2 separate regions of the Homo sapiens genome follow, and region 1 is linked to region 2. The links are chromatin loops, found by intact Hi-C in ENCODE. Cell type or tissue: dorsolateral prefrontal cortex. All regions are shown on one strand.

Evidence for each region. Hi-C counts contacts between places; a loop is a spot of excess contacts. Peaks named below come from ENCODE experiments on the same cell type or tissue, not always from the same donor. Only the 100,000 strongest peaks of a DNase experiment are listed, where the experiment ranks them.
Region 1: it touches region 2 in a loop (5-fold over the local background); 51 of 110 quality-filtered maps call a loop at or near these places.

The regions. Positions count from the first base shown.
Region 1 is chr9:35,473,755-35,481,754 of GRCh38, reverse strand. It overlaps the pseudogene ATP8B5P. Among named protein-coding and RNA genes, the nearest start is that of RUSC2, 12 kb to the left of the region's middle. In dorsolateral prefrontal cortex, CTCF peaks have their summits at 4, 204, 4,126 and 4,332 (motif pointing right); a DNase peak (open chromatin) is centred at 4,334.
Region 2 is chr9:34,896,526-34,904,525 of GRCh38, reverse strand. It overlaps a transcript of PHF24 not described here. Among named protein-coding and RNA genes, the nearest start is that of SPATA31F3, 4.8 kb to the right of the region's middle. In dorsolateral prefrontal cortex, CTCF peaks have their summits at 4,554 and 4,772 (motif pointing left); DNase peaks (open chromatin) are centred at 4,805 and 5,445; H3K4me3 peaks cover 381 bases; H3K27ac peaks cover 964 bases.

The DNA of each region.
Region 1 (8,000 bases), 580 kb before region 2:
GAGGACCGGGGTAGGACCAGGGGTAGGAGTTACCAGCCAGAACGTAGACACCTCTCTAGTCCAAAGAAGGAAGTTACTGACTTGTAGTTAGTTTAGGCTCCTGAGAAATAATATAAATACAAAAGAATTGTAGTTGGGTCCTTTGTGCAGCCAAAGTCACTGTGAATCCATGTGCCTCTCTCTCCCTCTAAAGGCAGGGCAGGGTAGGGCAGGATAGGAGAGCAGGGGTAAGTTATGAGGGAATCCTAGAGCACTGGCTTGCATCCAAAAATGGGAAAGAAAGCTTTGGAGGAGGAAAAAACAAAAAAATAAAAATAAAAAAGGTAAAAAAAAAAAATTAAAAAAAGAAAAAAAAAGATTTGAAGGAGAAAAATAAGTTAGTGGCCTGACAAAAGGTGAGAGACAGCCAGGTGCGGTGGCTCACGCTTGTAATCCCAGCACTTTGGGAGCCCCAGGCCGGCAGATTGCTTGAGGCCGGGAGTTTGAGGCCACCCTGGCCAACATGGCAAAAACACGTCTCTACCAAAAATACAAAAAAATGAGCAGTGCATGGTGGTGCACAACTGTAGTCCCAGCTAGTGGGGAGGCTGAGGCACGAGAATCGCTTAAACCCAGGAGGCAGAGGTTGCAGTGAGCCAAGATTGCACCACTGCACTCCAGCCAAGGCGACAGAGGTAGAGCAACAGAGTCTCAAAAAATTAAAAATAAAAACAAAAAGATGGGAGCCAACTACATCTACATATCTACTCTCTATATTTTGTCTTCAGCAAAGTGGAGATGAGAGAGAGGGAAAAATTATGGGAGACAACAAGGCGATATGCCACAGCATAAAGGACATTGAACTGGAACCAGGAAACCTAGATTTAAGTCCTTTAATTAAAAAAAAACCCTCCGGTGTCTAAAATGGCTCTAAAAATTGTTGCACTGCCTACCTCTTAGGATGCTGATAAATAGCAAATCTCGTAAGACATTTGAAAATACCTTGGAAACTCAAATAAGGTAACTTATTTCCCTAGCTACATTTTGAGCCCTTTTAGGGCAGAGACCATGTCTTATTTATATCTCTAGCCTAGCACATAGTAATGGCTTCTCGGTAAACATTTATTAAATAAATATACCTGGTTCCCCACCCTCCGCCCACTGGGCAGGGCCTTACCTAGGAATTGGAAGACGTCAGGGAATACTAGACACAAGCCATCGCTGTACAGGAGGAATGACACCCAAAAGTAGAAACCCAGGCTACCCCAGATGACAACATGGTTTATCATTGTCCAGTAGGTTGTCCTCAGGGCGATCTGAAAAGTACCCTCTTATGGGACCTGTAACCTGGGACCTGTCAGCTACCTCCCCCCTCCAATTATGTAATGAAGGTTGCTCCCTTCCCACACTCTCACCCTCTATTCCTCCCACTCTTTCAGAGAGGCCCCCACCCAATCCCCTTACCCCCACCACCACTGGCCACACCTGCATTGCGACCACCCAGATCAAGGAGGTCTGCACCACCAGGGAGAAGGACTGGTAGTCGGAGATGTCCTTCCCATCATTTCGTTCTGCATTGTAAAGAGCCCCCATGGGGACAAAGAACAACACGAAGGAACTGTAGATCCCATGCATTAAACACTTCACAAATTCTTTCTTGTTGAAATAGAGGTTGTGCTGGCCTGGCTCATACAGCTCTGGGAAATGGAGGCTCCATGTCTCATTCACATCCTGGAAGCACCCGAGGGTAAGGAGGGAGGCTCAGGGTCTCTCCATAGAAGGTCCCATCTCCATCAGAGTAGAGGCTTCTCCCCTCACCAGGTCTGCTGCCAGGCTGCCTAGGAGCTTCCTTATGGGTTACTGGAGAAGTGGAACCAGAGAACACAGCAGTGACCACAGACCCTTCCTGAAGTCCTACTCTCTAGGCAAGGATCTGGGTAGTGGAAGGAAGCTGGGAGAAGTTCGGGATGCTGGGAAGGACTTGGAGGGAGTTAGAATTGGGGAGTTATGAAAGGGAGCAACTAGGCTTGTGGGTAGCTGGGAGGGAGGACTGGAGCTTGAGATGGGGGAGGCAGCTGGGACATAAGTCCCCAGGTGTAAGAGTTCTTTCAGTTGAGATGGAGTCTTGCTCTATCACCCAGTCTGGAGTGCAGTGGCACCATCTCGGCTTATTGCAACCTCTACTTCTCAGGTTCAAGCAATTCTCTTGTCTCAGCCTCCTGAGTAGCTGGGATTACAGGTGTGTGCCACCACACCTGGCTAATTTTTATATTTTTAGTAGAGATGGGGTTTCGCCATGTTGGCCAAGCTGGTCTCAAACTCCTGACCTCAAATGATCCACCTGCCTCGGCCTCCCAAAGTGCTGGGGTTACAGGTGTGAGCCACCGTACCCGGCCATAGTTGAATATTCTTTATGCCAAAAGTCAATATGGGAGAAAGCAACATCAATGGGGACCAGTTAGTCTTTTAGAGGTATTCATGTTCTGTGAGGTTTCTCCCACTCCCATAGCTACTGGTGAACTGAAGGTGAAAAAATTACTCAAAGTGGATGTCATTGGATCATCTTCATCTCCTAACTCTGAAACTTTGGATACAAAGCTTGGGGCTGGCTTCAGAGATGGATCCCTAGAATTAGGCCACTGAAGCTGGATGGACTGTTGAGTAATACAACCCACCCCTCTTGTTGTTCTGAGGTTAGCAGTTACTTCCTGGAGAATTTCCTTTAGAGCTATTTCCCATGGAGACCAAGAGCCATGATCCCATGATGTCCTATTTCAGCTACTTTATTCCTTTTTGGAGACTCATTTTCTACTCCATGTGCCCAGGACTAGAGGTTGGGGTAGAAGACAAGGGAGAGGTAGGGTCCCAGGACCCTCAATTTCTGACAGGGACAGACGGTATCCCTTAGTCTGGCTCCTTATGATATAAACTATCACACCCATACTCCCATGCCTGGCCTTCAGGACTCCCTCCCAGGCCCTCCTGCTTTGGCTTATCTCATCCTCATTATCGCTGAAGGAGTCTCTCCTTTTTGAAGTCCCATACGTTACCCAGTCCTACCCCAATAACTCTATTTTCTTTTCTTTATTTTTTTCCATTCATATTCTGCTTATGTTATTTAATTTTTCCTTATTTTTCCATATATATTTTAATTACTTTTATATATACTCAATTTACTGTACAGCACAATTTCCATGTTTCTCTCTACAAAGATAAAATTGATACAGGAAAACTTGGCTAAAACTGAGGATTATTCTCTGTTGAGGAGGATTTTTTACTTTATCTCATGATACCTATCTAGGTGATGAGCTCTTTTCCCCGCTCTGGAAATTATTCCCTTTACACTGGATTTTGTAGAGCCCAGCTCTTGCTGTATTCTTCATTCTTAGGGATATTCCTCAAGGGCCCAGGGGCTTCAACGCTGACCAGGGGCTTGCTGCTGGATCTTACCTGATCAAACAGACTCATGCACAGGACAGGGAGGGAAGTGTAGACCAGACTGTAGCATGTGATAAACCAGGTCTCATAAACTGTCTGGAAGAATACCAAGGAGATTTTGTAGGCTCCTCTCTTCTCTACAGTCCCAGCTCCACCTTCCAGGTCCAAGATAGCCACCTTCATCCCTCGACCCCTGCCCCCCCGCCCCACCCCCACACACATTAACCTACAGCAGGAGAAACCTGACTGAGAATGTTGACCCCAGTCTCTACTTGATCCTACTTTATTAGAACCCTAGGTCCTAGGATAGAGTAAGGCCACACCAAGCTTTCAAGGTGGATCTGGACCAATCCCACCATAACCTATACAGCCCCGCACAGAAAGGACACAGAGTGATTGCTAGGGAATGCTAGCTGTACCCCTGCATTCCTAGGCAGGTAAACCTTTGTACTTTTTTTTTTTTTTTTTTTTGAGATGGAGTCTTGCTCTGTCACCCAGGCTGGAGTGCAGTGGTGTGATCTCAGCTCACTGTAACCTCTGCCTCCTGGGTTCAAGCAATTCTCCTGCCTCAGCCTCCAGAGTAGCTGGGACTACAGGCACCCACCACCACACCCAGTTAATTTTTGTATTTTTTGTAGAGACGGGGTTTTGCCATGTTGGACAGGCTGGTCTTGAACTTCTGACCTCAGTTGATCCACCTGCCTCGGCCTCCCAAAGTGTTGGAATTACAGGTGTGAGCCACTTTGCCCAGTCTTTGGACTCTTTACTTGCTTAGTGGCATTCAGTGGCTTCTGTAGCACTGCATACCGCCTAATATTGGCAAGCAGAATAGACCCAATGACCCTTCCCTGGCTGGACGCTCCATCCTGGGACCTAGAGAGGGCTTTTTCTTTATTAGCCACAAGAGGTCAGCAGCAACACATGCATACACATATGCCTCCCACAAAGCCGACTGGCTTTGCTAGGGCTTGGGAGAATACAAATCTGCTACTATTTGCTGACTGGCCTGTTATTCCTGGACTCTATGGCAACAAAAGTAGGACTCCCAAGATAATTGTTTCTGAGGTTGTTTCTCTTGGGAATCCTTGAGATGCTTCTGAAAAACTTCTCATAGGAAAAGGGACTCCTCTTAGAGCATCAAAATCCAGGTGTTGCTTCTCCCCACTAAGGTGGGGGAGGTTTCACATTCAAATGTGGAATGAATTCATCAAAGTAACAATTGTGTGTGTGTTGGGGTCAGGAGTACAGGCTGTCTGAGTGGGGAAGGAGAAGCAAAGGGAAGCTGTATTTCCGAGTATGGCTATAGGTGAACGCCATATCTGGCCTATCTGGCATGACCCAGAGGCTCCTTGAGGCTTAGCCTGTTCCAAAAAGATGACTTTGGATGCTAAGAAAACTCCAAGATCCAGGAATTTGTTCCCACTACATATGTTTGGAAATTCTAAGTCTCAACATCAGTGAAAACAGCTTAAGGGAAAGTTTAACCCAGGTGTGGTGGCCACGCCTGTAATCCTAGCTACTTAGGAGGCTGAGGCATGACAATCACCTGAGCCTAGGAGGCGGAGGCTGCAGTGAGCTGAGATCGTGCCGCCGCACTCCAGCCTGGGGGATGCAGCCAGACTCCGCGGGGAAAAAAAAAAAAGACGAGCTGAGGGGAAAGAATCATATAAGGGGATAGTCAGATATTAAGAAAGAGAGAATACAGGATTGACTGAGGTTCCTGAAGAAGTAGGAAGGGATGGAAACTACAATATATAGATTAGTACTGAAGGAAAAAGTTATACTTCTTTTGAGACTGAAGGAAAGGAGGTAAAGGCGGGTTAAAATATATGTACAGAGGAGGATATTTAGCTGATAGTTTGGATTTTTCTCAGTAAAATAGAAGGCAGTATCATTTGCTACGTACTGGGGAGCCAGGAGAGTGTGGTAGAAGGTCTGAGAATGGTGATTGTTTAGAAAAGCTGATACGGAGAATAAAATATGAAGCCAATTACAAAATGGTGAAAAATTTGCCAAGTGGCACTGGGACAGAGGACAGTGGAGTCTCTGAATTTGTAATGGTTTTATGATCTCCAAAATAGTGCTTAACACTCTCAAATTAGAAACAGAGCAGGGTCGATGGTTTGGTTAATTCAAGGTTGAGATTTGTTCAGTGATTAAAGAGAAGAAAAGGAGAACTAGTAAGGTACTGAGGATGCTTATGATCCCAGGGTACAGACAGGCAAGCTAGGAAAGGAAGTAAAGTCATAAGGAATTGATAGACTGGAGAAAAAAGAAAGCCAAGGGTTTATAAATCTCCATGAGATAAAAAAGCAGGAATACTTTTAAAAATCTCAAGTACGAGCCATGTACTGAGAATATGGAGGAATAAGGTTTGTGATCAAAGATTGTGAAAAGAAAGTTTATAATTCCACATTAGTACAACTCTGGACAATTACATGGTAACATGGAAATGGGTGATACAGATTTTTTTTTTTTTTTGTCCAAGAGATCATCTGAAGGATTCTTTCAGAGACCTGAAAGAGTCTACAGTGATAGGTCGTCCATAAGGATGACAATACCACCCAAAACAATAGCAGTGGTTGGGAGGGGAGGGAGAAGTTTCAAAGCCCTCAATGAATGGGGTGTAGAAGCCAGAAGCTTCCTAGATATCAACAACAAGAAGAGTTACAGATGAGTATAGCCAGAAGTCATAAGCATCACAGGAAGAAAGATTGTGTAGGAGAGAAAAACTAATGGTTAAACATGGCACAGGATAATGAGGGCAACACCTTTGGGCTTATGGTATCCAGAGTTTATGGTATGCAGAGTATGAGAGAGATGGAAGAAAAAGGAATGTTCTCAGGGAAAATCATGTTTCAATTAATGAAGGGATTGAGGCTATAGGTAAGTTTGTTTATAAGAGAACAAAAATTCCAGTGATTTAGTGAAAAATGTGTTACGGTCAATCAGTAGTGGACAGAAGGAGAGGAAAGAAACTCCAGGAGGGATTTACTCCCTAGAAGCTATAATTTTGCCTATATTGCCAAGGTCATTAGCCAAGCCCCTGGAAGATGATTTAAGGCAAATCACTGAATTTCCTTCCCCTTCCCAATCTCTTTGGATGGACAGGGGTAAGGCAACAGTTGAGAACTGGAGTCAGATGTTTGGTACATAAGTCAAGTGGCTCAGTTTGGAATTGGGTCTAGCAAGACAGAGATAAGGTGAGGAATACCCTGAAGGCAGCAGAAGAACCCCTGTGAAGGGACACTTAAAAACAAATCCATAAACAAAAGCTGGGTCCAATACTAGAGAAAACAGTAAAAACCAACTAGAGATAAGAAGAATGAATAGGAAGATATTTTTATAATTTTATAAAGCCTGTTGAATATGTCACAAATCCTTAAGTTACAAAGGAAAATGACTGATAGATTTGATTACATGAATTAAACACTTCTACACAAAATATTATTTAACAAATTAAAAACCAAAAGACAAAATGGGAAAAATAATTATAACATATGCACCAGAAAAAGGAAGAGCTAGTATTTTTACTGTATAAAGAGCATTTTCAAATAAGAAAAAAAGGCCAAAGAATATGAATAGACAGTTCACAAAGTAAGTGTAAATGGGCAATAAAGAGATGATAAGGGGAAGAAAAATAAGCACATAAAAATGATTCAACCTAATTAGTCATCAAAAAAGGTAAATTAAATAATTAGATACCATTTTTCATCAATTAAATTTCAACAGATTAAAAATTGTTAATACCAGTTCTGACAAGCATATGGGGGAAAACAAAATGTCATATATTTTTGGTGGGATTATAAAGTTATGCGAATCTACCTGGAGGGCAATGTGGCACTATTTAATGTATTAAAACGTGGCTACCTTTTGACCAATGAATTTTACTTCTAGGACTTTATTCTAAAGAAATAATTATCAGAAAAGTAGACAAAATGTATGTTCCATAATGATTACCAAAATGTCATTTGTAATCGCAAAGGAAAATGGAATAAAAATAAGAAATTAAATAAATTAAGGTACAGTGATACAACTGAATAGTGGACACCCATTCAAAATGATGATGTAGACCTAGACCTACCGACATGGAAAGATGACGACAATAATAGTGTCAAGTGAACAAAAGGAAACTGGAAATAGCATGCATACTATGATTTTATCTCCCCCATCTTCTAGATCTAGATGTACATATGTGTGTGTGTATACACATATGAAAAGCATAGGATATACTCCCCAACTTTACACTGGCTATCTAAATGGGATGGAATAATTTTAACTTTCTTCACACATTTCTGTATTATTTAATTTTTTTTTTTACAGTGAGCATGGATTATTTTTTAAAGAGAAAAAGCCAATAAAGCTATTTTTGTTTAAAAAGAACAAACGAAGATCTTCAGAATTAAACATAGGTCATTTATATAATGCTTTCTGATATTACAGGACCAGTAAAAGCTTTAATATTTCAGTGGCTAAGGGAGTCTCGATTTGTATTAAGGATGCTTCTCTGAAGCACAGCCTCACTCAGCTCCCACATGCATTTCCCATGGAGCTGTAATCACTCACCTCAGAGACCGTCACCC
Region 2 (8,000 bases):
ATGTGATATATCACATAAACAGAATTAAAAACAAAAGTCACATGATCATCTCAATAGATGCAGAAAAAGCATTCGACAAAATCCAGCATCCCTTTATGATTAAAACTCTAAGCGAAATTGGCATACAAGGGACATACCTTAATGTAATAAAAGCCATCCACGACAAACCCACAGCCAAAATAATACTGAATGGGGAAAGGTTGAAAGTATTCCCTCTGAGAAGGGGAATAAGACAAGGATGCCCACTCTCACCACTCCTCTTCAACATAGTACTGGAAGTCCTAGCCAGAGCAATCAGACAAGAGAAAGAAATAAAGGGCATCCAAATCAGTAAAGAGGAAGTCAAACTGTCACTGTTTGGTGACAATATGATCGTCTACCTTGAAAACCCTTCACTGTTTGCTGACAATATAATCGTCTACCCTAAAAACCCTAAAGACTCCTCCAGAAAGCTCCTAGAATTGATAAAAGAATTCAGCAAAGTTTCCAGATACAAGATTAATGTACACAAATCAGTAACGCTTCTATACACCAACAGTGACCAAGCGGAGAATCAAATCAAGAACTCAACCTCCCTTACAATAGCTGAAAAAAAATAAAAATAAAATACTTAGGAATATACCTAACCAAGGAGTCAAAAGTCTTCTGCAAGGAAAACTACAGAACACTGCTGAAAGAAATCATAGATGACACAAACAAATGGAAACACATCAATCTCATGGATGGGTAGAATCAATATTGTGAAAATGGCCATACTGCCAAAAGGGTCATGAGTGGAACAATCTCAGGTGCTAGTGTCACTGGGCTGTGACAACCTAATGCCTTTCCTGCAGTTGGGGGACACACCTGATGAGAAGAACTAGGTGTGTACCAGGATGACACTGGAGACCTTTGGATCCAGCCTTGCTCTTTGGTTCCTGTTTTTAAAAAATTTACTTTATTTCATGTCATTTTATTTTTGAAATAGGGTTTAGCTCTGTAGCTTGGGCTGGAATGCAGTGGCACAATCACAGCTCGCTGCAGCTTCAGCCTCTTGGGCTCAAGTGATTCTCCTGCCTCAGCTTCCTGAGTAGCTAGGGCTACAGAAGCATGCCACCATGCCCAGCTAATTTTTTATTTTTTGTAGAGATGGGGTCTTGCTGTGTTGCCCAGGCTGGTTTTGAACTCCTAGCCTCAAGTGTCCTCCTGCCTTGGCCACCCGGGCTCCTATCTTAAAATTTATTTTATTACTGTCCTTCTTTTAAAAAACTACTGGATATGTGAATAGTCTGCAATTTCAAACAGCTTATTTATAATCATTCTGAGTATTTATATCCTCTTAACTTGAATGAAATAGAGGTGGCAAGGACCTTAGTGGAGTTTAGAATCAACCTTTTTATCTATCTCTAAGTTGCTGTGATGGGCTAGTTATTTTACTTCTTGGTGATTCAGTTTCCTCTTGTATAACGTGGGATAACAATACCTGGGTCTGGCTGGTGGTAAGCACTGAATGAGGTGAGGCGTATAACAGGCCTGGCACTGGGTAATGCTGCTCAGTCAGGGTTAATTCCCCTTTCTTCCTTGTGTTCCTGAATTCTTTGACCTTTATTTATAGTTCATTGTCTAGGTTAGCTCATCGCCAGAGATGGCCAAACTCACCTATTATATGAGGACTTTTCATAATATTATCCACAGAGATTTGCTGACACCCTATTAACCACCTCCCCTCCCCAAGAAAGCTCTTTTCTTTTTCTTAATTGAAATCTGTCATAGATAGGAATAAAATTTCAGAACATTTAGAAACATTTTAAATGGTGAAAAGGATACAGCTACTGAAAACATTTTTGAAATCATGACTAAAATTTCATTTCATTTATTTATTTTTATTTTTTTGAGACAGGGTCTTACTCTGTCGCCCAGGCTGGAGTGCAATGGTGTGATCATGGTTCACTGTAGCCTTGACCTCCCAGTTTCAAAAGGTCTTCCCACCTCAGCCTCCTGAGTTGCGTAGCTGGGACTACAGATGCATGCCACCACGTCTGGCTAATTTTATAATTTTTTGTAGAGATGGGGTCCCATTATGTTGCCCAGGCTGGTCTTGAACTCCTGGACTCAAGTCATCCTCCTGCCTCATCCTCCCAAAGTGTTGAGATTACAGGCATGAACCATCATGCCCAGACTAAAATTTCATTTTTATGGGAGTTTCTTTTAGATGCATTATTGAGGCAGATGGAAATGTAATTATTTTGTTTGGTTGAGTAGTAACTATCAGTAATATTTAATAGGATAATACATTTTATACAAGAATAAGAATATAAATTCATTTTTACAATCATAGTAACATATTTTCAAGGTATAAACAAAATTTAATCATTTTGATTATAAGATCTTCATGTGTATATTATTAAATCAAAAGCATTTCTACATGTTTATTTATTTACGCATGACTCTGTCTTCTGAGTTTTTACTTTATTAGTAAGGTATTTGAAAACATTTTTGGAAGATTCTGTTTTTAATTATCTTTTTACTAGGGAAAATTTCAAATAACATACCTCCATGTACCTGTCACCCAACTTCAAATTAATATTTTTTAACAATCTTGTTTCTTCTTTACCCCCACACTAGTTACCTCCTCGTTTTGAAGTAAATTCCAGATATCAGAAATTTATACCATTAAATATTTTAGTATGCATCTCAACATATACAAGCTTTTACAGTGACAGAGCTACCATTACTAAACCTAGAAAGTTCAAAATAGTTTCTTCATATCATCAAATACCCAATCAGTGCTTACATTCCCTTGATTGGCTTATAAATTTATTTTTATTTTCTGGAACTCCTGACATCAGATGATCTACCTGCCTCGGCCTCCCAAAGTGCTGGGATTACAGGCATGAGCCACCACCCCTGGCCAGTCACCACGCCCGACCCCCTATTTTTATTTTCTATAATTTGTTTGTTGGAATCAGAATACAAATACAGCCCACAAACTTCAAGTAGTTGAAATGTCTCTTAATGCTCTTTTAATACATAGATTCTGCTCCATTGCTTTAACTTTTCTCCTTATAATTTTTTTGTGGAAGAAACTAGATCCTTTGTCCATAGTCCTGATTCTGCTGATTGCATCCCTGTGGTCTATCATGTTTGTTTGCCCTCTGTATTTCCTACCAATTATATGTTGCTGAATTTGATTTGCTAAAATGTTAAGAACTTTTGCATTCATGTTCATGAAGAATGTTGGTCTCTAGTTTTCTATTCTTGTAATGTCTTTGGATTTGGTATCAAGGCAATCCTGGCTTCAAACAATGAATTGAGAAGTATTCTCTTCTCTTTAAATTTTTGAAAGAATTTATGTAGAATTGGTATTATTTCATACTCAAATATTTGTTAGAATTCACTAGTGAAGAAATATGGTCATAAAAAAATAAGAGTTTTCTTGACAAGAATTTTTTTGAGACAAGATTTAAACTACAAATGCAATTTCTTTAAATGGATATAAGGCCATTCAGGTTATCTATTTCTTCTTAAGTTTTGATAGTTTGTGTCTTTCAAATAATTTGTCCAGTCTTAGTCCATTTGGTGCTGTTATTACAGAATACCACAGAGTGGTAATTTATAAAGAGAGAATTTATTCTCTCACAGTTCTGGAGGCTGGGAAGGTACCAGCATTTGATGAGGGCTTCCTTGCTGTGTCCTCACATGGAAGAAGGGCAGAAAAGCAGAAGAGAGAGAACCCACTCCTGCAAACCGTTTTTATAGTGGCATTAATCCACTCTGTTCTCATGATCTAAAACACCTCCCAAAAGGCCCCACCTCCCAAAACTGTTACATTGGGGATTAAGTTCCCAACACATAAAGTTTGGAAGGAACACATTCAAACCATAGCAGTCCATTTCATCTAAGTTGCCCATTTATAGACATTAAAATTTTCACATTATTATTGTTATTGAGACATGGTCTTACTCTGTCACCTAGGCTGGAGTGCAGTGGTGATATCTCAGCTCACTGCAACCTCCACCTCCCAGGCTCAAGCAATCCTCCCACCTCAGCCTCCTGAGTAGCTGAGACTACAGGTGCACACCACCATGTCCGGCTAACTTTTGTAGTTTTTGTAGAGATGGAGTTTTGCCATGTTGCCCAGGCTGGTCTTGAACTCTTGAGCTCAAGTGATCCACCCACCTCAGCCTCCCAAAGTGCTGGGATTACAGGCATGAGCCACTGTGCTTGGCCTTCACATTAATTGATTGTCCTTTAAATGTCTTTGGAATTTTGGTGAGTCACCTCTCTCATTCTCAATATTGGTCATTGGTCTCTCTTTTTTCCCAAAGTTCCTATGACTTTTTAAAACATGAAGGACCCTGGCCTTGCTGAGGCTTCCACCTCAGAGTGATGGTGTTTCGCTTGGCATAAATTGTATTCAAATTTCTTAACCAGGCTTCCTGAGTTCCCCACGGTGTCCATAAGTGGAGTCAATGCCTCTGAAATTCAATCAAATTTTGAGTGTGAGGGGAGAGACATAGTTTCATCAGAGTCTCAAATACAAACCCATAGCTGAGTGCCTTCTTGCTTGAGGGTTATTTTTGATACTTATTTAATATAGAGGTTGCTGGACTCTGCATCTAGAGATTCCGATTCATTAGTCTGGAGTGAAACCAGAAAATCTATATTTTTAACAAGCTCCCGAGTGATTCTGATATAAGGCTGGGATTGAGAGCCCACTGGAGAAGATAACCTTTGAAAGCTCCTGTCAGGGTAGAGATGTCACAGGACTAGGCATATTGGGTGGGCATGTGCTGCCCTCTAGTGTCTCTGGCTGCCATCTACTGTTACTCCCCACAATCCTGCATTGGGTAGTAATCCGCTGTGTGAGCTCTGGTGGTTTTGCTGCCTGACACTACTCTGGGGCTTCCTGCCCAACTCCCTGGAAATTCTAGCTCTTGGGCATTAATGAACGTGCTCATCTATAAAAGTGTTGCCACTGAGTTGCAGCAACTATGCACCTCTGTCCCCGGCACCTTGGTATATTTGAGATGTTCACTAGTATTTTCTGAGTATGAGACACAGCGAAGCTCTTTCGTAAGGCTTGTGTGGAGGGACAAGTCTCACACCAGTGGCATGTCAGTCACATGTTTCTTTACAAGGCGATAGGACTCATGGGTACGTATGAATTGGTAGCCATGAACAGTTCCTTGAAGAAATTCTATTGCAATCATTGTGGCTCTGCAGCATTATAATGAAAGCAGGGTCTGGCTTAAAGCAAGTTTTCTAGAAACAAATGAAGAATAATCCTTGATAGTTGTGCAGCCCTCCAGCGTCCACAGAGGCTTTTCGTGTAGTTCATCTCCCTCGTTTGCTGTTCGCTCTCAACCACGAGGCAGGAAAGGCAAATGTGATGATCCATGCCCACATCGTGAGAAATGCCAGGCTTAGCTGTGATCATTACATGAATGAGCCCTTGTTCAGGAAGACACTGATCCCACTGTCCTGTCCACACAAGCACCCTTGTCGATGAGCCCCAAACCAGTAAATAAACCTATGCTAAAGGCCTAATCTACAAAAAGGCATGAGACCATTTTTGGCTCAGCCCTTGGCTCTAATTCCTCAGCTCTGAGGCAGAGGAGCAAGGGCCAGGCGAATTGCTGGAGTGGAGTTTTCAGTAGATGGTTTTAATGGCTTGGTGGAAGGGCAGAGGCTGTGGGTTATCTGTGAGGTAAGTAGTGCACTGGCAGAAGCAGGTGCAGGACTTGCAGATGTGGTGATTCTGCTGGGTGCAAGACGTCAGGCTAATGGGTGACAAAACTGTTACAGCTGCATAGAGGGTGGCAACAGCTGGTTAAGTAGGAGTAATAAAAGTAATGAAGGATACAGGCTACTTTGCAGGTATGTTGATGACCTGCTACTAAAAAGCTGACTCAAGCTGCCTTTTAATTGATTTTTGTTAACCTTTCATTCAGTGCTCTTTGTTTGAAAAAGTCTTCTCATTCCTGTATTATGGAATTTGCAAGTTCAGGGCAGATGATGAAATAGCTCAAATTCATCCCATTTTCAGGTAGGACTCTTCTTAAATTATCCTTAATATGAAGATCTAGTTTCCTTTTGTAGGTATAAGAAGGACATTTAAGAAAAACGTTCACTGATGCAAATCAAAACCGCAATGTGATACCGCCTTACTCCTGCAAGAATGGCCATAATCAAAAAATAAAAAAACAGTAGATGTTGGCATGGATGTGGCAATAAGGGAACGCCTCTACACTGCTGGTGGGAATGAAAACTAGTACAACCACTATGGAAAACAGTGTGAAGATTCCTTAAAGAACTAAAAGTAGAACTACCATTTGATCCAGCAATCCCACTACTGGGTATCTACCTGGAGGAAACGAAGCCATTATTCGAAAAAGATACTTGCACGTGCATGTTTATAGCAGCACAATTTGCAATCGCAAAAACGTAGAACCAACCCAAATGCCCATCAGTCAATGAGTGGGTAAAGAAACTGTGGTATATATATATGATGGAATACTACTCAGCCATAAAAAGGAATGAATTAACAGCATTTGCAGCGACCTGGATGAGATTGGAGACTATTATTTTAAGCAAAGTAACTCAGGAACGGAAAACCAAACATCATATGTTCTCACTGATACGTTGGAGCTAAGCTATGAGGATGAAAAGGCATAAGAATGATACAATGGACTTTGGGGACTTGAGGGGAGGAGTGGGAGGAGGTGAGGGATAAAAAACTACAAATAGGGTGCAGTGTATACTGCTCGGGTGATGGGTGCACCAAAACCTCACAAATCACCACTAAAGAACTTACTCATGTAACCAAACACCACCTGTTCCCTAATAACCTATGGAAATAAAAAAATTAAAAGAGAAAAATGTTCACTAATCCATTTGTTTGTCAAATCATTTTTAGAATATTTTTCCTTATAGCTAGTTCAAAAAGAAACCCTTGTGCTAATGAATTTTTTGGTTGTTTTTAAGTTGTGGTAAGATATGCTTAACATAAAATTTACCATTTTAGTTATTTTTAAGTGTACAATTCAGTGCCATTAAGGGCATTCATTTATGAATAAGATGGTTGTATTCATCACCCCAAACAGAAACTTCTGTACCCATTAAACAATAACACTCTATTTCCCCCTTCTCTAGCCCCTTCCCCAGCAAAATGTTGGCTTTTGCTTCTTGTGGATGCCTTGTCTTTGAAACTAGATTTTTAAGAATCTTGAAAGCAGGTAGGCAATACAACTCAAATGCCTTTGTACTCTCAACACTGCCCAACTTAGGGTTAAGCACGTATTGAGTGCTCACTATTCCTGTCTGGTGGAGGAACTAATGCTGGAGGAAGGATCAAATACCCTTTTCAGAGATTTTGTTTGTTTGTTTTTGAGGCAGAGTCTCATTCTGTCACCCAGGCTGGAGTGCAGTGGTGTGATCTCGGCTCACTGCAACTTCTGCCTCCTGGGTTCAAGCGATTCTCCTGCTTCAGCCTCCTGAGTAGCTGGGATTACAGGTGCCCAGCACTACACTTGGCTAATTTTTTGTATTTTTAGTAGAGATGGGGTTTCACCATGTTGGCCAGGCTGGTCTCGAACTCCTGACTCAGGTGATCCGCCTGCCTCAGCTTCCCAAAGTGCTGGGATTACAGGTGTGAGCCGCCGCACTTGGCCCCTTTTCAGAGATTTTGAGCCTAAGACCAACCACTTTTATCAGGGCAAGAACTTCTCAAGGAAACTCAGAAATCCTAGGGTGTTGGGGACATGCCATAATATTGATAGGGGTCATGAAGTTAACATTAATGTGAGAATCAGTGGGCAAAGGAGTGGTAGATCCCGGGGTTAAATGAGGAAAAATCCTGCTCTGCCTAAAGTTATTCAAATTCAGATTTTCATAAAACACTCTTTTAGGCAAACATTCCAACCACGGTGGATTCAACCAAAGAGCCACAAGTTTGTGAACCTTAATCGAAAGTTTTGCCAATAACTCATCTCCATGAATAGGCTAGATGCTATAAAATC